Linked DNA regions of Mus musculus: all the other regions are linked to region 1. A link is a loop called in an ENCODE intact Hi-C map of the cell type or tissue named here. Cell type or tissue: heart. All regions are shown on one strand.

Evidence for each region. Hi-C counts contacts between places; a loop is a spot of excess contacts. Peaks named below come from ENCODE experiments on the same cell type or tissue, not always from the same donor. Only the 100,000 strongest peaks of a DNase experiment are listed, where the experiment ranks them.
Region 2: a loop joins it to region 1, with 2.8 times the contacts of the local background. A loop is called at or near these places in 7 of 42 quality-filtered maps.
Region 3: a loop joins it to region 1, with 4 times the contacts of the local background. A loop is called at or near these places in 9 of 42 quality-filtered maps.

The regions. Positions count from the first base shown.
Region 1 is chr6:72,093,971-72,101,970 of GRCm38, reverse strand. St3gal5 (ST3 beta-galactoside alpha-2,3-sialyltransferase 5) reads right to left here and starts at 4,363. Exons shown (of 7, transcript NM_001035228.2): 1 at 4,189-4,363. The coding sequence starts at 4,267. In heart, CTCF peaks have their summits at 3,112 (motif pointing right), 4,007 and 4,208; a DNase peak (open chromatin) is centred at 4,450; H3K4me3 peaks cover 3,848 bases; H3K27ac peaks cover 5,622 bases.
Region 2 is chr6:71,945,998-71,953,997 of GRCm38, reverse strand. It overlaps Polr1a (polymerase (RNA) I polypeptide A), which reads right to left. Exons shown (of 34, transcript NM_009088.3): 15 at 5,499-5,648; 16 at 4,475-4,658; 17 at 3,336-3,418; 18 at 3,077-3,235; 19 at 914-1,012. Among named protein-coding and RNA genes, the nearest start is that of Gm26628, 14 kb to the left of the region's middle. In heart, a CTCF peak has its summit at 7,849 (motif pointing left); DNase peaks (open chromatin) are centred at 3,217 and 4,067; H3K27ac peaks cover 702 bases.
Region 3 is chr6:71,923,635-71,931,634 of GRCm38, reverse strand. It overlaps Polr1a (polymerase (RNA) I polypeptide A), which reads right to left. Exons shown (of 34, transcript NM_009088.3): 7 at 6,938-7,045; 8 at 5,246-5,351; 9 at 4,824-4,986; 10 at 2,156-2,326; 11 at 1,848-1,970; 12 at 1-41. Among named protein-coding and RNA genes, the nearest start is that of Polr1a, 19 kb to the right of the region's middle. In heart, a CTCF peak has its summit at 3,506 (motif pointing left); a DNase peak (open chromatin) is centred at 1,414.

The sequences.
Region 1 (8,000 bases):
GCACTGGGGGGCGGAAGGGGGGTGGGAGTCAAAACTCAAAGCCAGACTGGATTTTACGAACCCTTGCCTGAAAACAAACACCTTTAAAAGTGGCTTCAATGTTCAAAAAGACTTAAGTATTTATTATTCATAAAGTAGACCTTTCACACGCTGTTTGTTGAGCTTATCAAACCCAGTCACATGATACCAACCTATTATAACCCCGGATGGTTTTAAACCTGAGGGGGAAAAGAGAATGCCAGAGTACAGGGGTTCATTCATGATCCAAAAATTCACCCCTGCGTATTGTCAAAATGCTTTCTATTGCTTAAAAACTCAAGCAAGAAAAGGCTTTTCCTGTAGGTAAGTGAAACAGACTGGGTGGAGGTTTGTTTGCATTCAGCTGGGTGGAGACTAAGAGCAAACTAAGTGGTCAACTAGACACATTCTCCACTTCAAGAGGCTCTTGGAGCTCAGCCTGCCCTGTGCTAAGACCCAAGGAGAGCCAGGACTCTGTAGGACTGATCTTCCTGGGGCCGCATAGAACAGGGCCTGGCAGAGACTTCCTACTGAAAAAGCACCGCCAGCACCATCATCTGGAACTGCTGCCTTCATCCTTGAGGATGAAGGAGCTCCCGCCATGGTTCATTCTGAGACTAGACTAAAAGAGCTTTGCCTGGGGGGTGGGGTGGGGGTGTGTGTCCTACTGCCCTGCAGGTTCCCATAACACACTCAAGGCATGCCTTACCAAAGCCAGGCACCTGCAGAGCAGTGACAGCGGCACTACCTGGGGCGGACAAACACTGGAAGTTGCTTGACATTCAACAACTGATGACAGACAAGAGGCACCAAACTTACCCTGTGACCACCGCGAGCCACAGCACTGAACCACAGGCAGCACGGGGTTCCCTGCTCCTTCCCTGTCACTTAGTGCTTATAAAGGAAGACACACGCCACAGGTTTCCAAGTCAGCACGGTGTGAGAGAAGCAGGTCAGACCAGGGTAACTGCTAGGAGAGGCGGTGACTGACTGGGTAGGACACAGGTCCTGGTGTTTTCTGTCCCTTGATCTGAGGGTGGCACATGTTACTTTAGGTGGCTCTGCTTTTCCCTACACACGTTTCTAAACGTGGAGGTCAGGAGAGAACTGAGTTAGTTCTTTCCTTCTACTGTGTGGGCTCTGGAGACTGAATTCAGGTCACTAGGCAGCATGCACCTTAGCCCACTGAGCCATCTCACTGGCTTCGTGTGTGTGTGTGTGTGTGTGTGTGTGTGTGTGTGTGTGTGTATCTATCATGACAGCATCTCCTATACCCCAGCTGACTTTTAACTTGCTCTATAGCAGCAGCTGATCTTGGACTCCCAATCCTCCTATCCCCCTGCCTCTATCTCCCAAGTGCTGAAATGAACAAACGTGCTCCAAGTACCTACACAACATTTAAAGAGGAACAAACCTCATCTGGTGTTCAGGTAAGTTAATACCGATTGATGGAGCCTCTCACTTCATTTTTCCCCCTGCTCCTTCACACACCCCACTAATTCCCTCTATGGGAGTGCTCCTGGGTTTCTCTCCCGGGAGAGCTCTAATGCCACCATCCATATTTATGGCTTCCTCCCACACCCCCTCTGCTAACACCTGCCACCCACGCTGATCCAGTCCTTGCTTCTCCATCCTCCGCTGTTATTGTATATATATATATATATATATATATATATATATATATATATATATATATATATATTATATATTCCCAGTTGTTTCTATGCCAAGCCTTCCCAGCCAGACTGGAATGAAGAGCATGCTCTTGGAGGGTGACGGCTGTTCTCTTGGTTCCATAAGCAGAGCAGAATAAAGTCCTCCTCTAAAGCTAGATAGACGTGGAGGGTGACTCTTTCTCCTCCCCACATGTCTTGGTTAGGGTTTCTACTGCTGTAACACCATGACCCAAAGCAACTGGGAGAAAAAAAAGGGTTTAATTTCAGCTTACAATTCCACGTTGCAGTCCATCACTGAGGGAAGTTAGGACAGAAACTGATACACTGCAGGAATCTAGAGGCAGGAGCTGATGCTGAGAGTATGGAAGAACACTGCTTACTGACTTGGTCCCCAGAGATTGCTAAACCTTCTTTCTCATACAACTCAGGACCACTAGCCCACAATGAGCTGGGCCCTCCCCACTTAAGAAACTGTCTCCCAGGCTTGCCTCCAGGACAATCTGGTAAGGGCATTTTTTTTCAAATGATGCTTTCTTTTCTCAAATAATTCCAAGTTACATCAAGTTGACATTAAAAACTACCCAGCACACCATTAATCTGCCAAGAGACAGCTGCTAATTCTCTACTACTTTGCAAGCCCAGTAAGGGAGCAAGAGGTGGAGGAGGCAAGCCAACGACAGGTGTGTTTCTTGATTACCTCCCTGTCCAGTCACCCATTTGACTTGTTTTGATGACATGGGGCAGTGACCAGTGTATGTCAAGCTGAATGCATTTGCAGAATCATCATAAATGTGTGCTTTTAGAATTTCCTGCCAGCCCCCAGCATGCCATTTTCCAGAAGCCTTGTCACACCTCCTCTTACTCTGTTTAAGCCAGGCATGTTGGCACAAGTCTGTGATCCCAGCACTTGGATCAGTGGTTCAAGGCCAGCTTCGGATGCACCAGTGAATTCAAAGCCAGCCTGAACAGCATGCTATCCCCGACTCAAAAACCCAAACCAACCAACCAACCAACGGACCGACCAACCAACAAAACAGCCACCCAAACCTCCAATCATCTCAATTTCTTTTCAAGTCTCAAAGAAAACACTATCAGCCTGATAGCCACAGCACCGACCACATAGCAGACATGAGTGTCAGGAGATGCAGCACTCTGACTACAGTGCTCTGGAAGCTCATATTAATATTCTCTTGACCAAAAACTTGGAAATCAGACAATTCCTAGCCCTGCAACCAGCAATGTGAGAAACCATTCTGAGCTGTCAGGATATGGAATTACACAAAAGAAACCAAAACCTACTTTTCTGGTCCTTTCTTTCAGCAGACAAATCCCTCTTCTCAGGCCCAGCATTTGCGTAGGGCTGCAGGTAGAAGAGGATTTACAGTCATAAACCAAGGGAAGGCTTGGCTAGACACCAGAGGGCAGAGATGAGTGTGAGTCTCCTTCCTTTGTAAGTCTAAAACCCAGCACAGCTCTTGGCTGAAGGAACCTGAAACCCATCGGTCCCAGAAAAAGCACAACACATAAAAATGCCTCTTCCTCCTTTTAAGTACATCTACTTACATTTACACCTAATTTTGCAAAGGCAAAATTCATATATGTGAATTAAGACTGAATTACTGGGGGGAAAGGTATAAAAATTTCATTTCCAAGTCAGCTAGTGATTCTACAGAGTTCTCGCCAATTGACATATTTATTCTAAATGGTTAAAACCACAAACTCATTGTGGAAGAGACCCAAGCCAACAGCAAGTTAAGTCTTCCAGTACAGACCTGGAGAGCAAGCTCCCCACAGGAGGATATCAGTGTCTGCCAAGGTCATCCAGCTGATGTGCAGTAGGGACAAGAGCTTTCATTTACTGGGGTCCTACCAATTGTTCTCTAACACCCTCTCCGCAAAACAAACAAATAAAACAGCGCACAAAGAACGCGTCCCCTCGTCAGGACACAGCTTAAAATTTCCAAGAAACCAAAACGGTCTCCCAATGTGTCTCCTCCGCAGGACTGGCCGCAGAGAGGGGGCAGGGAAGGTCACCAGTGAATTTCTGCCAGCAGAAAGCTACCCACTTTCACACTGCACGTCTACCCACATGGATGCACCAGGAGGGTTCAGGCGCCACTAGTTACCCTGTACAAGGTTCCCCAAAGCAGTCAAGGGAGACACTGAGTCTATTCGACTCTGCCGGCTCAGAAGGTTCCAGCAATGAATTAAAATCCCAGAACCAAGCGACGTGAAGAGGGCCACTCTGGCTGGACCTGCCACGCGGGGCAGGTCATCCTTACCCGCAGCGCCGCGTCCACACCTGCGCAGGCTGCGCCGGGGGCGCCCATGTAGGCAGCCAGGGGCCGCGACCCTCCGCCCGTGTCCCCTAGCAGGCGCGTCCGGCGTCGCAGGGCTGGGGAGGAGCCGCTGGGCCTGGGGTATCGCAAAGGCGGATCGCCGCTATCTGGGCTCCCCGGTGTCCGCTCTGCCGACTGGGGGCTGCGCCACGTACCTCGGCAGGCAGGTGCCGCTGCTTGGCTTCGCAGCTTCTGGGGCCTCCGCGCCGCGCCGCCCACCGCCTCTGTGTGCATGCTAGGGAGGGAGCGCTGGCAAGCCGCCAGCCCGGGGCCCCGCGCCCCAGCCAGCCCCCGGCGCCGCGCTCGCGCCAATTCAGCCCCGGACAGTCCGCTCCCCCGCGCGGATGCTGAGGGGGGTGGGGGTAGGCGGGGGCGGGGTCGCGCGTCACGAGGATAAGGGAGACCAATCAGAGTGCGCCGAGGCCCCGCCTGCGAGCGGACTGTCCCCCCGCCCCCTCCGACTGCTAGTGCGAGGGGGAGCGGGACAACTCCAGCCGAGAAGTAGGTGGGGCGCCAGGCAGCCTAGGATGAGGGTGCCCCGCGCTCGGGGATCTCTTCAACTCTCCCCAGGCTTGCGCGTGATTAGATAGTGGAAGGCGTTCCGGAGAACCTAAGGTGGCTCTGGACCGGTTAAAGGCTTTGACTGAGCATCCAATTAGGAGTCGGAGCTGGGGAACTAAGGGGCTTGACGTAGTCACGTGCTTTATTCGCCAGCTGCCCACTGGTCTTCAGGTAATTACTGGTCCTGGGTTCCTGAGACCCAAGAGACAAATACCAGGACAAGCTAAATCAGCGGTTCTCAACCTGGGGGTCGCCTAATACCAATGGAAGACACGTTTATTTACATTTACGATTCACAACAGTAGTGGAATTACAGTTATGAAGTATCAACGAAAATACTTTTTATGGTCAGGGGTTACCACCACAACTTGAGGAAGTGTATTAAAGGGTCGCAGCATTAGGAAGGTTGAGAACGATTAGGCTACACGGTTGTTACTGTGCTAGTTACCAAAGCCAACCAACTTGTTTTAACAGGAGAAGGAACTGAGGTCTGTGTGGGACTGAGGGTGAGTAGCTTTGAAGTCATTTGGAGGCCGAAGCAGGAACAGAACCTGGGCTTGGAGCGCTCAAATCTTATTTGTCTGAAAGCTAGAGAGGCCCTGGCCTCTCACACCTTATTTTGGAAAGGAAATGCCATACGATTTTTAAAAACACATTTAATAAATCCCAAAATTGGTGCATTAAAAAGGCCTAAAACCGGACTGGATCTCCCTTTTAGGATATTTTTCCCCATGATCTTCTAGAAAAGCCGACAAGAAAGGGATCCAAAGCGCAGAGTAAATGATATAATGTAGCCAAGTTCTTCTGAGGATGCAGACCCTTTGTTACTGCATGTGTGTGTGGGAAATCCCCTAGTGCCATAGTCTTTGTTATATTGGAATAGCTTGCCTTCGACCTCAAGAACATTTAACCACAAAGGGGCATTCTGATAGTCAGGAGGCACGCTTTCCAAGATAACAGCTCCAGTTTTCTTGGTGACTGCATAGCAAACTCCTTTTTGGGTCTGCTCAAGGTCCCGTGCTAGATCTGTGTATCAGCTGAGAAAATTGAAGCTTTGTAGTGGAAGCTTGTCAGCCTGTACAAACAGGAAGAGGCCCTGGGCTAGCTTTTAGAACTCCCTTCTCCAGCCCCAATCAAGCATGGCTATCCATCTTTTACCGAACAATAACCCTCTCATTTTGAGAAGGAAGATCCTAGACCCTGAGCCAAGAGCCGTTATCAGTTTTCCTTTTTACAGCAGCTTGCTCTCTTTGCTCTTTCTCCAGGGTGGAGAGTAGAACATGGTCGCCTGGGAACTGGGGGATGCTCTCTGGGTAGTCAATGCCAAGAATAAAGACATAGGAAAGAACGGAGTAGGTGGATTCTACTTTCATGGCTATCCAAAACAACAAATCTGTATGATTTTAAAGCGAGGACACTGGAAATAGTCTAGAAAGGGAAAAAAAGATGGAAGAAAGCCTGACATGTGGCTAAAGCCAGTGGGTTGGCCAAGGCTGGTCAGACACTAGCTAGCTGCCTGGAATGACTATAGCAGGAAAAAGATTGCAGAGCCGCTCACTCTCCTACTATTGGACCAGCCTGAGGCCTGCCTGTGTGGTCTGATGCTCTGACATCTCTGTGCCTTGGTTCTCTCCCACATCTCCCTGTGTGGAGCCCCACCCTCTTAGCAGTAAGGGCTGTCCTGGAAGCTGGAAGCATCCTGCCTTACAAGAGTAGGTGTAAGTTGAGGGCAATGAAGTGTAAGAAGTGAACTCTACCTTCTGTCTTAGTCTCCTGGGACATTTGTTTCAAATATTCATGAGCTCTGTCACCTAGTTGACACTTAGTGAAGGAAAAGAAGACCTGCTCCCAAAGTCCCCAAATAACACACTAGAATCAGCCACTAGATTTCAATGGTTTACTGAGTGGCTTCAGAGAAGCTTCCAGACTCTGGCTACCATACAGTAGGACTACTAATAAATCAGAGATAGCAGCTACCACTTCCTAAATTCACTTTTTCCATTTACTACATTAGTTAATCTAATGACGTCCTCTCACCCTCCCCTTGTGAGCTGCAATATTCTATTTTGGTAAGTTTGTCTAACTTTTGGTTCTATTGGGTGGGTTCTGTTTGAAGTTTAAAAAAAAAAAGATAAATACGGTCTGTGTCCTCCTTGTTGTCTCCGGGACCCTTTCAGAGAATCTCCACAGTCAAAACTATTGTATAATAATCTCATGACACAAAAGGTGAACAAAACTAACTGCCCATCACTAATCAAAACAGCATAAACGATTGGGTGGGGTAGTACATGAATGGAATGAATCCCAGTGTACTGGAGTGGACGAAAGAGGATCAGAAGTTCAAGGTCATCTTCAGCTACACAGCCAGTTTGATGCGAGCCTGTGCTACATAAGACCCTGTTACAGCAAAACAATTCATGGTACCCAATTATAAAGATCCTTGACGGGGCTGTGGACATGTCCCTGTAACTCGAGTTCCAGGTGATCCAATGCCCTCTTCGGGCCTCCGTGGCCACTGCATGCATGTGGTACTCAGACATACATGCAGACAAAATACTCATACATACAAACTAAAAATAAGTCTTTTAAAAAGATTCTTGAGTATGCATCTTTCTCTATTTTTATTTTTGTTACCTTTCATTCATTCATTTCTATAGAAATGGCATCTTTTTCTTTTCTTTTGTTTGTTTTGTTTTGTTTTGTTTTGTTTTGTTATTTGAGACAGGGTTTCTCTGTATAGTCCTGGCTGTCCTGGAACTTTCTCTGTACACCAGGCTGGCCTTGAACTCAGAAATCCAACTCCCTCTGGCTCCTAAGTGCTGGGATTAAAGTTGTGCACCACCACTGCCCGGCTCTTCTTATTATTTTATATAACAGAATGAAGACTTCATTTAAAACACTTGCTTCAAAGTGATGGAATATGATTGAAAAATGTTTTGGTAATTGAGTTGTAAACAGAATCAATCATGTATTTTCAGAAAACATTTTTTAAAAAGTGTGTGTGTGTGTGTGTATGTGTGTGTGTGTGTGTGTGTGTGTGCATGTGTGTAGGACTCTGTGTATACATTCATCTAGTATATGCAAGTCTTTGCATGCATGTGGAGGTCAGGATGGGACAGGGGGTGTCTCTGAGCCACTTCATCTTATTCCCTGAGACAGCATCTCTCAGTGAACTTGTAGCTAGGCTGGCTGGCCAGTAAGCTCCTGGAATCAGCCCTTCCCCCACCGCAGCACTGGGGTTCCAGTACAGGTGGCCATGCACAGCTTTTATGTGGGGTTTGGGGATTTGAACTAAGGTCTTCAGCAAGTGCTCTTTCCCACTGAGCCACTTCCCCAGTCCCAATTAATCTATTTTTATCTGTTTATAAGATGAGTATTTAAATTATAGGGCCCTATGCTGATTAGA
Region 2 (8,000 bases), 150 kb after region 1:
GAAGTCAGCCCACTCATCTGCTCAGCCTCTCGTCCACACTGTCTTGGCACTCACCTAAGGATGGTGCATACTCTCTAAGAGACCCCCAAGGACTGAAAACAACAACAACAACCACCCCACATCAAAACAGACACTAAGATCTGTGAAAATGTCTCCATAGCACCAAGGAACTCTGGGACAATAATGAGACTCAAGAGGTAAATGATCCTTAGAACAATGCTTACAGTGTAAATGAAAGCAGTAGTCATACAACATTGTAAGATTCTGTGTGGTGTGTGTGTGTGTGTGTGTGTGTGTGTGTGTGTGTGTGTTTGAATTCATGTGTGTAATTGTGAAGGCCAGTGGTTGACACTAGGTATTTCCTTAATCTCTCTTCACCTTCATGTTTTGAAACAGGGTCTTTCACTGAACCTGAAACTCATCATTTTGGTTAGCATGGCTGACCAGCATGACCTTTGGGGATCTGCCTACCCCACCCACAAGGGGACTACATCAACTGCCATGCCCAGCTTTTTGCGTGGATTCTGGAGCCCTGAGCGCAGGTCCTTGGGCTTGTGAAGCAAGCACTTCAGTGATTGAGGCATCTCCTTATTTCAACATCAAGGTTTTCACTGAAACTCTACATAGACGGATGATGTGCAGATATAACATGCATATATAAACAGACCAATGCCTGTTGTTATAATACACCTCATATGGTATGTAATCTAATTGCATACTTCCATCAGCTCTGTCTGAGTCCTGACAGTGGTTAGCACCTGCACTGACTACTATATGCTTCAGGGCTTTCTAGTCTTGTTAGTTATATTTTACATGGACTGGAGATGTTTTAAAAGCAGAAATAAACCTGAAAGCTGACTCCTGACATCAGCCCACCCCTCCGGCAAACTGGCTGAGCTACTTTTGTTCATACTTGCATCGTGTTCACGGTTGACCCTTTGGCTCCTGACTGCACCATCATCTGCAGGTTGTTTTCGGGGAACTGTCTGTGCAAGCCAAGAGGCATACATGCCTGTGGATTAAATCAACACATTGGTCAGCGACTTCATCTTTTTTGAAATCCCACATTCAGAAGGTAAAACTATGACACAAAACCAATAAAGCCAGAGAGAAGAGTGAACTGCATTTAAGACAAAGGAAAGCCTTATCTGGATTATCCTTTCACTAAAGCCTATAGATGTGTCCTGCCTCTGCCACACTCACAGGAGCCCCAGGTTCCATTCACTGGTCAAACCTCACCAAATAAGGAAACATAAATGGCTGGGAAGCAGGGGAGGGTTGGGGGTGGGGAGCTGGCAAATGCAACTGGGAGGCTCTAGATATGGTTTGAATAAGAATAGCCCAGAGACTCATCACCATGGAGTGACACTATCTTAAAGGATCAGAGGATCCTTGTTAGAGGAAATGTGTCACTGGAGGTTTCAAAAGCCTCTGCCTATGGATCAGGATGTAGAACTCTCAGCTACATCTCCAGTACCATGACTCCTGCGTGCCACCATGCTCCCTGTCATGACAACGGACTAACCACTGAAAATGTAAGCAAGCCCACAATTATATGCTTTCCTTTATAAGAGCTGCCTTACATGTCATGGTGTCTCTTCACAGCAATAGAACAGTGACTAGATAAGACACTGATAAGAATAAAATCTGGGCTGGAAAGATAGTTCAGTGGTTAAGAGCACTGGCTGTTATTCCAGAGGACTCAGGTTCAGTTCCCAGCACCTATACGGCAGTTCACAGCTGCTTGTAACTCCAGTTCCAGGGGATCTGACACTTTCACACAGAACATGTCGGCAAAACATCAATGAATATAAAATAAGATAATAAAAAAATGTAAACAAAGAATAAAATCTAAGGTACGGTACTAATGAATCAGCACAGGAAAGCACCATTTGCTTCCCCAAAGAGCCAGCATTTTACCAATGTCCACACTCACCAGCACAACACCAAGCACTGGGTTGGGAGCCTTGCCTCAGCAAAAAGCCAGCAGAAGTGAGGAAGCCCACAGGGAGATCCTGGGGGACAATGACATGGGTTCTGAATCTGTTTCAGCCTTTGTCTGGAGATCTAGACACCCAACTCTGCACAGGAGCGGCAGAGCCTGGGCAGGAAGTGAGCCACGGGACAAGAATCTATTCTAAGATGTGCTGTCAGCTCTGGAGGGCAAGGCTCCTGCTTTCCCAGGCAGTGCTAAGGCTCCTCTGAATAAAACTTTCTTTTTGGGGGGGGGGTTTCGAGACAGGGTTTCTCTGTATAGCCCTGGCTGTCCTGGAACTCACTCTGCAGACCAGGCTGGCCTCGAACTCAGAAATCCGCCTGCCTCTGCCTCCTGAGTGCTGGGATTAAAGGCGTGCACCACCACGCCCGGCTTGAATACAACTTTCTACTGAGGAGAGCTGTTCTCTAGGCCACCAACTGAACATCAGGGAGAGGATCCACAGACAGACTGATGCTGAGTAGTAGCCTCGTTCTTGCTTTGCTCAGGACAGACTCCTGGCTGGTGGCTCCTCCAAACCACAAGACGGGGAGTCCAGGCTCTGGAGCACAGGGAGAGCACATGTGACCTTGACCCATGCAGAGTCCCATCTCCTCCAGGACTGCCAGAGGAGGGGCTCAGCATCCTCACACGCCTGCTTCTCGGTGAGAACAACTCAGTGCCCAGGCACACGACTTCCTTAAGGTCACACAGCAAGGACCAAGTACAACAGGAGGCCAGGCATTCCCTTGGTGCTGCTGCACAAGCATCAGAGACTTCTGCCTTTCATTCTGTACATCTACCTACAGTGGAGTGGTTCTACAGGCAGGCTTCTTTCTTCAGCCCCTTTAATGCAGCAACTTCAAAGGAAACACATTTAGAAATGCTGCTCAAAGCGTTCCTCTTTTGCATGAAACCAAGGCCTTCCCAGACTCTGTGTGAGCTCTTCACAAAGACGGATTCTACCTACCCAACTTCAAACTTCACCTAGTTGGGCTGATCTAAAAGGCTCAGGGTGAGAATCAAATGTAATTAAAAGCAAACCAACAGAAATCAGCATTCAAAAAGATGGGGATTTGTGCACTGTATGGCCAGGCTAACCTTGTTAATCTCATTGCTGTAATGGTTCACTTCCTCCTTGAACTTCATATCAATCATGTTAAAATCCCTCTGGTCTTTGCTCAGATGGGCATCCTGCCATTTCCCTTGGATTTCATCACATGATGCAGTTTCTGGCAGGCTCAATGCAGCCTTGACAGCCTAGAACGAAGAAAGGAACAGGAAGCTCTAGCCAAAGGAGGGCGTGGTTTTATTCTGTAAGGTGGACAGCAGACCACAGCCTCCCAGTCCTCCTCTTTACCTGGGGTCCACACTGGGTAGATTCTTCAATGATACGCTGTCTCACCACATCTGCATTTGGCTTAACCAAAATGTCTTCTACACCTGCAAAGTCAAACAGAGAAGATCAACAGGGCCCAGGCCTAATGTTGCACTGGCTAGTAAACTTGGTGATGCTTTGACCCAAAGTTGAGAGCTACAGGTAAGAGAAACTCTGGAACAGCTATATTAACACTAATGAATGCTCATGGAGGCCTAAACACTACAACTTCTCTTTCGTAAGTGATACAATTAGGGCTCAAAACTGAGATACACAGAAGAAAGCCGAGGCTTAAGTTTCAAACTTCTGCTTTTTAGCCAGAAGCTCTGCTGGCTACATCCAATAAATATATGTGGGATGAAATGGCTAGAGATTTTGGCTGTTCAGCAGTAGAAGAGAGGCTGACAGTGAGTATCCCAGGAACCCGATCTACAGCTGTATGCATGCATGCAAGCACGCATCCACGTCAAGTACAGTAATTTCTTTTCAACCCAACAATGTTTTGTTTCTACACAAGAATGCCAGACTTAAGAGATCTGAGTGGGAAGGCAACAACTGACTGTTTAAGAGCAAGAGCAAACATCTGGAAGTCCCATTACAGTAGCTGGAAATCTGAGGCTTCTGAAGACTCTATGCAAGCAGGAAGAGGAGGAGATGATTCCTTTCCGTGGAAGCCAAAAGCATAAAAGCAGACCCTGCATGAGGTCGCATCCAGGCCATCCCTGTAATGATGATCTCTGCCAATTAGGCAGCCCTCCCCCAAACTCTCCTCCCTCCTAGCATGGCCTTGCTTGCTCTGTCAACCCTTGGCACATAGGTCACCAGTGCACTGAACCATTCCTGTCTGTGCCCTGGGCTAGAAGAGCTTCAAGCACGGCTGTTGGTTAGGTCTGGCTTTCACTTGTGAGTTGGGTGCAGGAGTTTATGCTATCATAACGAGTGGGTTGAAGGGACAGAACGGGGATGGGAGGGTTGCTTTGCACTGCTGGAGGGAAAGGAGCACTGGCTGTGCAAAGTCAGTGGATAGCACTGATGGCAAGAGCCTAAACATCGACCAAGAAAACTGCCTAGGTGCCATCCTGTAAGGTGAACAGAGCCAGGGCCACAAGCAGGGTACTTACCCAAGGTGAAACCTCTATAGAGCTGGAGGTAGGCAGTGAAGAGGCGGGCTAGGCAGGTGAGAACCCTGCCGCTGGTCTCACCCCCATAGATCTCATAGCAGCAGTGGACCAGGCCGTAGGCAGAGCTCCCATAGTGTGCCTTGTCCAGCACTCCGCAGAGCAGCTCTCCTTCCCTGATGATCACCTGTGTAGGGAAGGGTCACCAAAGCCGGGCTGCAGGGGTCATCTCTTATAGGAGCTACCCATATAAGCCAAGTACTATTTAGTTTTATTGTTTATGTCCCTTTACTGTGACCTGCCTCAAATCCTTCAGGGAAAGTAGAAGGGAATATATGAAACTAATACACACTTTAGATGGGGGAGACAAATACACACTGGCTAAGTTTTTAACTGCACACAGTAAGTGGATGATCTATACAGGGAAAAACAGTGGCTGCTCCAGGTCTGCATAGGGCATCTGACACAGGGTGGGGGTGGGGTTCACTGGTAGAGTTCATGCTAAGCGTTCAGGGGATCCTGGGTTCAATAACCAACACCCCATGAATAGAAAGAGGGAAGAGGGAGGTAGAGGAGAGCAGGCCCTGTTAAAAATACAGCCAGCAGCAGACCTGAGATGCTCGCTTACCACGAGCACGCAGAGGCCTTGGTAGTCTTTGGTGGGAGTGTGCTCTCACAGGGGTGAAGTAATGGAGGGTGACCACATTGGCCTCCTCTAAGCCTGGTTCTGAATGTCTGGAGGTGGGAATGAGAACCTCACAGCATTTGGCTAAGTCACATCTCTCAGGGGTCTTGAAGGACAGAGCAAGTTCTGTGCTGTAAACACTGAGGTATCAGCACCAGCTTTAGGAAGCCTTCCCAAATCAGCAGGCGTTTCATATGAGAGCCAGAGGGCAGAGGGCAGCCCCGACCACATCGGAAAGACAACTTGTCTTCTGAGGCACAGCATCAGTTTTTGAACTTGTTTTTTCAAGTTCATCTGCCTACCTCCAGGAACAGAGATTCACTTTAGAAAGGGCAGCCATACCTGGGACTCACACATGGAGTCCGGGTCAAAGTCAGGGATAGGCCGTGGCTTTTCCTTCACCCAGGCTTTGCTGCCAATTTTTGCCTTTCCAGATAAGTTCAGGGGGGCGTAGTCCTCTGGAATTATGTTTATGAGGAGGGTCGACACAACCTGGGAAAAAGAAGGACAATATGCTGGAAGGGGAAGGATTGTCACCTCAGGATGCAGTCTCTCATGCTCTCAAGGCACAGTAAGGCAAACAGGTCCTCTGATAGACAAGTCCCCCCCAAATACACTAACATACATGAAAGCATCATTGTTGAAGGATATCTGATCACACAGTGAACCCCAAGATTGTGTTATTCACTAACATTCTAGTTGTGGTGTGACTCAGTCCTTAGCACACACCTTTCATCCCTCTGGCTGGAATACAGACACAACCTCAGCACACACCTTTAATCCTAACAATGAAGGTAAAGTTAGTTTGTAGAAGGAAGAACTCATTTTTGAAAGTGATGTCTAATTGAGAAGCAAAGCGATGAAAGATTGGCAGAACAGATGCCTAACTCTCACACAGAGAGGAAAGAGAGGCATTGTAAGAGGGAAGCAGGACAGAGGGGAGGAGGAGGAGGGGGCAAGGGGGAGGAGGAGGAGGAGGAAGAGGAGGAGGAGGAGGAGGTACTTTTACTGGAAGCTTTACTGAGACATGTTGAAGAGAGGCCAAGCTAGACCCAGGTGAAAACAGAATGAGCCAGAAAATTAGAACATATTGCCAAAGTCAGTATGAGACCAAGCAGAGCAACTAGGGGAAAACACTTTATCCTAAAGTGAGCAATCTCTATGACTTGCATTCAATTTCTGAATAGGTCAAAGGAAGGAGAGGAAAAATAGAAATTGCTTTGGGGTTAAAGCAAATATCAGATAATGTGGTAAAATAACAAAAATGAAGACTTCACAAAGCTGAGAGAAGCTGAGAGAGATGGTGAGGCTTCTAAGCCTCCCTACCTGCCTGGAGGGAAAGCTGAGACACACTCTTCAGTCATCCTCAAGTAGGGGACAATCACTACCAAGTTTAATGACTTCCTACCTGCACAGAGCTTGTATTCTCGAGGCAAAGACATTAAAACTACCTAAGGCGCTCAGCTCCCCACGGGAGGCCTAAGCATCTGAGAGAGACCCGGAGTGAGACATCAGGGATGGGGTGCCTGGTATTGGTCACGCACTGAGGAGCACTGAGGGACCCAGCATTGCTTGTTCACAGCCTGCAGACAAGATGCATCCACTCCCTGGCAATTATCTACCCTGTGTTTACTATGAGGCAGGCACTGGGGAGAGAATAGTGCTCCTTGGAGCCTCGATTCCTCGAGGATCCTGCTTTGGAGGAAACAGATCAAGGAAAAGTAAGAGCAGAGTGTACGAGGGCACGGCTGTTTTAGTAAGATGGCCATGGAAGGCCTCAGCCAGCCAGGGCAGTCAGACAAGATCATGCATTTTAGGGCAAGGGACTGAAGGGTGAGTGGAAAGGCTTAGCTGAATGGAAGGAAAGTATCTGACGACTATACCCAAATGCCCTGACCAGCCCAGGACATGAATAGGAATGTATCTCTTATAGTTGTGGGGGCAGACTCAGAGTCTGGGGAGCACCATGCTTTCTAGCTCATAAATGAAGACTTCTTACTCTGTCTTGACTTTGCGGATGGAGTACTTAGAAGACTCACAAGGGCATTGCTCCCATGACCTAAACATTTCCCAAAAGCCTCATTCTGCAATACTATCTTGGGGGGCGGCGGCGAGTGAGGATTATAACATGAATCCTGGGAAAACAAGTATTTACACAAAAGATTGATCTGACTTAACTCCTGACAGTACCGTTTACTTTAAATACATTCCAGGTCTCCATGCTGAACACAGCCTTAAATGAACGCCTTAAAGAACAGGTGTCACACTGATAAAAGACTGATAAGCCCATAACCTGACACCAAGCTTTTACAGAGCTAAGTGCCACAGGTAAATTGATGTAACTAGAATTAATGTTAGTACTGAAAGGTCAGGGTGTCTTTCCTGAGTCAACCAGAAGGGCTATCATCAGCAAACAGTAGTTGAAAGAAGGCCTGGAGAGGCGCACACTCTCTCAAGCAGGGGCTCTGCAGAGGGAGGCGGTGTCCCGAGGACAATGGGCCGGCCTGGGAAGAGTTGCCAAGTACATTCCTCCAGAGAGCGAGCAGTGCTGGGACAAATGGACAGGTATTACAGGTTCTGGGGCTGGAGAGGTGGCTCAGTGGTTGAGAACACTTGCCCCTCTTAAAAGGGAACCTGGGCTCAATTTGCAGCACCTACAAGGCAGCTAACTGCCCGTTAACTCCCGTTCTAGGGGATGTGATGCCCTCTTCTGGCCCCCGAAAGCACTGCTTACATGTGGTATACAGATACACATGCAAGCAAAATACCTGTGTACATAAGAGTAAGAAATAAAAATAAAGAAGGCAGGTAACACTGCTTTCAGAGCAGACGATGATTACAGGG
Region 3 (8,000 bases), 170 kb after region 1:
GGGGTAACTGGCTGAGGGTAAGTCAGTTTTGTGGCAAATACCTAGAAAGAAGGATGGCATGTTAAAATTCAGAATGGGCAGACAAAGGTTACAGGAATACAAAAGCTAACAAAATGAGCTGCCTGGTTTCTTCCCAAACTGTGGAGAGCTGTCTTGCTTAGCCAAGGCCTTTCTACAGGCAGAGCAACATGTCTCCTTTGCTGAACTATTTTGCTAGGCTTGCTCTCTTAAGGGAACAGACAGGGCAACTTACAGATTAGTTCTCTTAAATGTACACCCACCAAAACGTCACCCTTTCCTGTCCGCCAATAAAGTCTGTGTTGCCAAAGGGGTAGTACGGGGCACTTGCTTGAAAGCGACCACACCCCTCCCCATCCCAGCAGGTGTCACTAACTGCTTAGTGACCTCCACTGAGCCCAGGCATGGCATCAGAGAGTGGCGCTGAAGAGGAAATGGATTTGCAATTCTGACCCCTGAGAACGTGAAGTGTTCTTCTGTCAACACTAGGCCTGAAACTTGCTCTAAAGCAAGTGAGTTCTCTCCAGCGAAGTAAGTTTCCGAGTCACAGATGTTCACTTACTTGCTCCTTCAACACACACACAGACTCCAGAGCCCAGGATGTGAAAGCTCCAGGTCTGTATGTGGGAGCAGTGTAGAGCCCCGCCTCCTTCACTTCGAGCTAATGGGCTTGTTTACTGTTTGCCCATCACTCGGCCCACAGCTTTAGGAGGCAGTGCTCCGGTGTGTGGAACCCTGCCAGGTTAGCTTAGTCTCATTTTCTCTCACCTTCTTGTTCCCATAACCCCTCTGGTGCACTGTGGGGGAGGGGAGCAGGGTTAGCACTGTTCTTCCTGGTCACCCTGTATTAACCTCAGGCCTACATGGCTCTGAGATTTTGGGTTAAGGTGGGGGTCAATAAGGTGGAGAGCATTAGAGTCTCTCCTCAGGATACAAGCTATTAGCAAATAAACCCAGATCTTAAAAAGAAAAGATCAGAATGCTATGGAGGTACAAGGCAAAGCTGGGGACACTCCAGGCACTGAGGTCAGAGCCTGGATGGCTTCTACCTTCTGCCTACCAGGCCTTTCCTCCCAGAGATTCAAACTTAAGGATATTATGACTGGCTTTCCTTGGTATATATTTCAGCTTTTGGATGCGAAGACCTCTGGTTCCCGGGAGGCAATGAACCCAGGAACTGTGCTCTCTGCCTGTTCTTGACACATCAGGCCCAGGAAGCCAAACTGTGCCCAAGACTCAGAACACTTTAGCTCTGCTTATTACCAGCTGCCCCAAGAGAGGCAGGGTGGCGTGTAAGGAAATGAAACTCTGCACAGAGGGAATTAAACCGTCCTCGAATTATTGACCTCGAGGCCCATTAAGGAGGAAGTCGGCTAGAGAGTGCTGCTAATGAGCACCAAGGCTTTAACTGGCGGGGAAGTGAGAAAAGGAAGCTGGCTCGCCAAGGAGCGCTAATGGGTGACCAGGCAAGCCACTCACCCCTGGAACTGGGAGAGACAGATGATACACACTCGCTGTCCTTCTGAGGGCTCTCTCCCATCTCCACTGCCAGACACTCAAGTCGGACTGACATCCCTGCCCTCCTCTTCTCCCGTCATGGACTCAGTTGGACAAGAAAGGTTTAAAGACTAGGTTAAGGTGCTCTGGGGCAAAAGTCTTCTAGGATGGCAAAACCATTTTGTACCTCAAGTTCCTTCCACATGTGAAGCAGTGGAAGCTGTCCCCATTGGAGCCATGTTGATCTACCATCAACTCTGTCCCCAGCCCTTGATGGCACACCTATCTCCCAGCCACCAGTAGCAAAATGAGGCCTGCCCACAAACACGTACCATGGGGATTCCGATCTCATTGGTGTTGATGTACATGTCTGGGCAGATGACCGAGCGGGCTGCGTAGTCAACTCGCTTTCCCATCATGTGCTTCCGGAACAGGCCTTCCTTCTTCTCTAGGATCTACACAGAGCAAAAAAGTGCCAGAATATTAAATAGTTCAGTCATGTCTACTGTCTTCTTGCTTCTGAAACAGTGAGTATAATGTGCACTTATTTCTACACATGCAGACGCGAGCCGGGGATGCAGACCAGTTGTTAGCTGCTGACCCTCACCAACATGTGATCGGAATCCAATTCACTGCTCACCTGTCTTATGCCAGGGTACTTTTCCAACATCAATTTGTCCATCTCACTGTCAAACACAATATTGACGTGGCTCTGAAGGCGAATCCAAATGTTGTAAAGTTTATCTGTGAGAGACGGGCCTGGAAGCAAACCCAGGAAGGATCGGTCGATAGCCACTGAGGAGTCATTTTCCTGGGAAGATAAAGGCAGGAAAATAGGAGTGATTGAAAAAACACTTGGTTACTCAACCTAGCCCTTAATGAGAAACAAAAAGGGGAGCAGGAAGGGGGCTGGAGAGATGGTTCAGAGGTTAACAGCACTGACTGCTCTTCCAGAGGTCCTGAGTTCAAATCCCAGCAATCACATGGTGACTCATCTGTAATGGGATCCAATGCCCTCTTATGGTGTGACTGGAGACAGCTACACCATATTCATATAAATTAAATCTTTATATTAAAAAAAGAAAAGAAGCCCTGGAAGCTGACAGATGGTACTGTACTTGTTAGTGTGTATCAGTAGTACACATCAGCTCCAGCCCCTCTATGAATGTATCAGCTTGTCTCTTTTAGTTATAAAATGAACTCAAAATTCATCAGCACAGCAGCATTGCATATATCTATAATTATCAGCCACTTGAGAAGTAGAGGTAGGAGAGCAAAATCTGGTCTCAAAATCAAAACTACACTAAGATTTAAAAAATAACGTAAGCAGGTTCTATCTTAAGCTTCTTAATGTCTAGTCCACCCAAACCAAGGGGGTCTTAGCAGCCCTTCCCGTGGGCACTCTGTTGCTGAGGGTCCCACCAGACAACAGTTTCATATGGAACTGCTACTTCAGTTACAGGGTTAGGAAAACATTAGTGAATTCATAAAAGTGCGGTGGAGGGCTTGCCTAGCTTGCTGGAAGCCCTGGCTCCATCTCCAGCAGCACAGAAACTGGCAGCGATGGGGCACACAGTAAGCCCAGCACTTGGAAGGTGGCAGCAGGGCATCAGAAGTTTAAGGGCAGCCCTGGCTATATGGTAACTTAAAGGCCAGCATGGGCTACATACATGAGACCCTGTCTCCAAATAATAATAATAATAATAATAATAATAATAATAATAACAATAACAATAATAATAATAACAGCCACCACCACCAAATAACATTACTATTATTTTAATGCAGGTAGAATAATTTCTTAAGAAAAATGTTTGCCATATAATACTGTATGTCACCAGTTATAATGTGAGTCCCCAAGTGGGTTAGACTAAGCTAACTGGCTCATCCTCAAGCTTAAATATTTATCTAATCATGTAAAAATATTTCTATCCCTAATCCTGACTCTTCTTCTTACCTACCCAGGGAAGAGAAACACAGAGGTCCTTAGAGCACCACCTACTGGCCCCATCTGGCTACAAACAGTGTGTGAAGGCAGATGACAATGCCACAGTGATAATCTGGGTTTGTCCCCATTACCAGGGAATAAAGGAGTCATCTTGGAGGGTACATATAGTTCTGCAGACAACATTACAGTCCTTTCACCACCTGCATGATGGCAGAGGCCTGTCTAGTCAAACTCACTGCTTATAGTCACATGATTGCTGTTGAAATGAACAAGACCTTGTCCCCTGGCTTCTGGTATGTCCCTAGTCCCTAGGGGACAGCTCCTGAGAGATCAGTGCCATGGGAATACAATGATGAACACAAATAGGAAAAAAACAAGAATATGTCTAATTAATTAAAGGGAAATTAGCCGAGGGATCAAGACAGTATTGTTTGTTTTTTTTTTTTCCCCCTAGAGATAGAGCCCTGTTACTATTGACAAAAGCTAGTCTCTACTCTTAAGGGTCACTAAAATAAAATTCTCATTCCTACTCATTGGATTTGATTATCCTATGGTCTTCAGTCTTCCACACTGGACCAGGACCTGCAGATGGCAACTCTTTCTTATGCTGTTAAAAGCACATCCACACTGACTCATCAGTAAAGTTCAGTAGAACCAGACAAAGGGTCAAGAAGTCATCCAAAGCTATGTGCCCAGGAGACAATGGTGTCACCCTGGGACAACCCTGGCTTATAGCAGCACTGTCTGAGCAAATGACATGGAATATGAGAGGTCTGTCTCTCCAAAGCTAGAAAAAGCCATTCTATTTACATCCTGACCACAGTTCAGGGATGGAGTGACCTTGGCAAGTCACTTTGAATACCCAATTTAGCTTTAATTTACAGAGTTTGATGTAAGACCTGGAAAGGGCTAGGTAACTGTCAGTGGGGATGGTCTTATTCTAGAAAATCCCATTCTACATCGTCTTCCTGGCTCCATTGCTAAAGACCTTTCTGAGCCAACACACACATCCTTAGAGCCGGAGGGAAGATGACTACTGAGACCTCCAAGAACAGCCTGGGTGTGAAACCTCACCATAAATGTCATACACTGTATAGTGAAGATGCGTCCAAGAAATCAAAGTGACTAAAACCACTGGCATGATCTTTGGATATTGAACCCAAACAATACCTACATTTATCTATAATCAGGCCTGCACTTGTCCTAACAAGTCACACTGCCAACCAGGGGTGCTGCCCACTGCAGGTAGCATCTTGCAGCAGCCACAACATCTGTGTCCACACAGTTAGAACCAAGTGTGTAGTTCTTACCAAACCTGTCCTTAACCAAGACATTGTATCAACACCGAGGCAGCTCTGACCTTGTCTATGGTGAGTTCTGTCATCTCACAGGGCAGTTTCTGTTCTTGGGCCATCAACGCCAGAAGTTTCCGGATCAAAACTGCATCCTTCATGACAGCTTGCAAGTTTACTGTCTGGCCATTAGTGAACATCTGGTCACCCAGGCGATTGACGGGACGGTACCTACAGGGTGGCATACAGGCTTCATGAATGTTTTTCAGCCTCCTAACTATTTACTGAAAGAAGCACAGCTCAGTCCACTAGAAACAACCACCTATGTCTAGGACAACCAAATGACAGAGAATGCTCAGGCCACTACCTGCAACCTTGGTTTGACAGCTGTTTGATTTCTCAGTGGCCCAACCCTTCCAGGCCCTCCTACGTGACCCTGCTCAATTCCTCAGCCCACCCTTTTCATGCAGAGTAAGTTAAAAGGAGTTACCTGGATGGCGGTACGACTATGAAGTCTAGAAAGAACATACTGGGGTTGAAACTGGACTCTGGGCCAATATCATCCAATCCCGAAAAAAGATAATTCAGAAAGAATCCTGTGTTGAAATAAAGTAACCAACAAGACCATTTAAGCCATTTATGCATAAAAACATAAAAATGTTACTAAGAAAAAAAAAACAAATCAAAACAGGATATGGGATGCTATGCAGAATAAGAAAATACTTCTTATAAAAACAAACAAAGTCAGCCTGGGCATAGGACAGCTTGTATGCAGTAAGATAAGATGAAGATGCTGAGGGCCAACGGTACTTCAGTAAGGAAATGAGCTATGAAGAAACAGGAAGCTTAAGTCACCCTCCCTCCTAGGTGTGGAATCTTACATACATAACAAAATGTTTGCAAGCAGGGGCGTGGTGGCACAGCCTGTAATCCCAGCAGAGGCAGAGGCAGGCGGATTTCTGAGTTCAAGGCCAGACTGGTCTATAAACTGAGTTCCAGGACAGCCAGGGCTACACAGAGAAACCCTGTCTCGAAAAACAAAAAACAAACAAAAAAAATGTTTGCTATTTTGGACTCTGAACAAAATTAATCAAAATAAAAAAAAAAAATCAAGTCAAATAAAGTTTAGTCTCTTAAAAACAAAAGATAATGGAACATCCTTTCTCTATAGGTATGTGAAGAGGGCTCTTCTGCAAACTGGATCAGAGACGTAAGTAAGCTGACCTAAAACTGCTTGGAGAAAATGAACCAAGCCTGAGTAAAGCCTGCCACAGAAAGCACTTAACGAATGCGGTACTTTTCCACTCTTGTAATCCTGGCGATACCATGGTTGTCTATGAGCTTCCTGTGCAGAGACCAATCAGTGCCCAGAGCACTTCCTGTGCAGAGACCAATCAGTGCCCAGAACACTTCCTGTGCAGAGACCAATCAGTGCCCAGAACACTTCCTGTGCAGAGACCAATCAGTGCCCAGAACACTTCCTGTGCAGAGACCAATCAGTGCCCAGAACACTTCCTGTGCAGAGACCAATCAGTGCCCAGAGCACTTCCTTTGCAGAGACCATCGTTAGTGCCCTGACACCATCTTGGAAGATGGCTGAGGACTTCGAGGTCTCTGCACTGGCCATCTTATGTATTCAGAAAGGGGAAGATTTCCCTTTTTGCAGGGAACTGAAACATACAAAAGTTCACTCTGATTCACAGAAGGAATCTGCATAGAATGAATGTTTACAAGATCTTTTTTTTGGGGGGGGGGGTTTCAAGATGGTCTCACTAAGTAGCTTTGGCTTTCTTGGAACTCACTATATAGACCATGCCTTGAACTCAAGAGATCCACCTACCTCTGCCTCCCAAGTGCTGAGACTAAAGGTGTGTGCCACCTGCCCAGCTAAAACATCCCTTTTAGTGGACATCTGAAAAAGATGAGTGACAATAAGCCTTCCAGAATGCAGTAGTGCAGCAGTGACTGGGCTCGGCTGCACCAAGTTCTTGGTAGGGGGTGTGACCTACCTTGCTTCTTAATGGCTCTAAGTCAATGTGCCCTGAAGCTTGCCCCAGACCAGTGGAGAAATTACAGGTGGGAGCTACATTAATTAGAACTTCAGTTAAGGTAGTAAGAGGGTGGACTAATAAAATGATCCAGGAAATCAAATCCACAGACAGACAGACAATTTCTCTAGTACCTTCATTCTTCCAAATGGCGAAAAGGTGTTCTTGGGCGCTGCTTGGGGTCAGGTACCCTCGTTTCCCCATCTGAGCCTTGTCAATTCCTGGAGCTTCCGGCACTCCTTCTGTAGTGAGATAGACCCATATTCCCCCCATTCTTTCAACAACCGTAAACATCATTCTACAGAGAAGCAGCTCCTCAGCCCGGATCTCCACCCACACTCTGATTTCGGGAGTAACGAACACAAGACACTATTATATAAAACCAGAGTGGAAGAATACACCAGGGCATTCCCACTCGCTCATATTACTAACATAACTATTTTCACTTTTAAACTTTCTTTTCTAGTGCTTTGGTTCATGTAAATACCGTACATGACATTGAGACTGTGCCAGGTTGGTGGCACAGGCCTGTCACCCCAGGACTTAGGAGGACGAGGCGGAGGATCATTAGTTCTAGGACAATGTGGGCTACAGTGAGGTATTACTTCAAAAAACCCGAAAATCTTGCATGGATTTATTTTCATCAAAATTCTGTTCATTTGGTGCTATAAGAGGGACACATAGACAATTGCTATATAGCTTTCATCTAAACACTTTTTTGCTTGTTACTGAGACAACCTTAAGTAGCCCAGGTTAGCCTTGAAGTCCTGATCCTCCTGTCTCCACCTCTCAAGTGCTGGGCTTAGTCTATGCAACCATGCCCAGCTCCAATCATCATTTCTATGGCTGCACGATACTCTACTGAGGAGATTTCCTAATTTATTTAACCACACTCTTCTATTTGGACATTCAGATTGATTTCAGTGTTAGCTTTTCTAAATGAACATTATTGGGCTAGGATATAGATAAGTGTTGAATAGGCACCTAGCATGAATGAGGCCTTGGAAGAAAACAAGCAGCATTGTCTCATGGACCCAGGACCCAGCAGAGAGGGTCAGGGAAACAGTAGTAAATGTGGGGAGGTGATTTTTCAATTGTGTGAGTGTGAGGACATATGTGCCACTGTGCACACACACACAGGGAAGCTGTCTTCTCATTGCTTTTGGGAGTTGGTTCTCTTCAGCTACTATGAGTCCT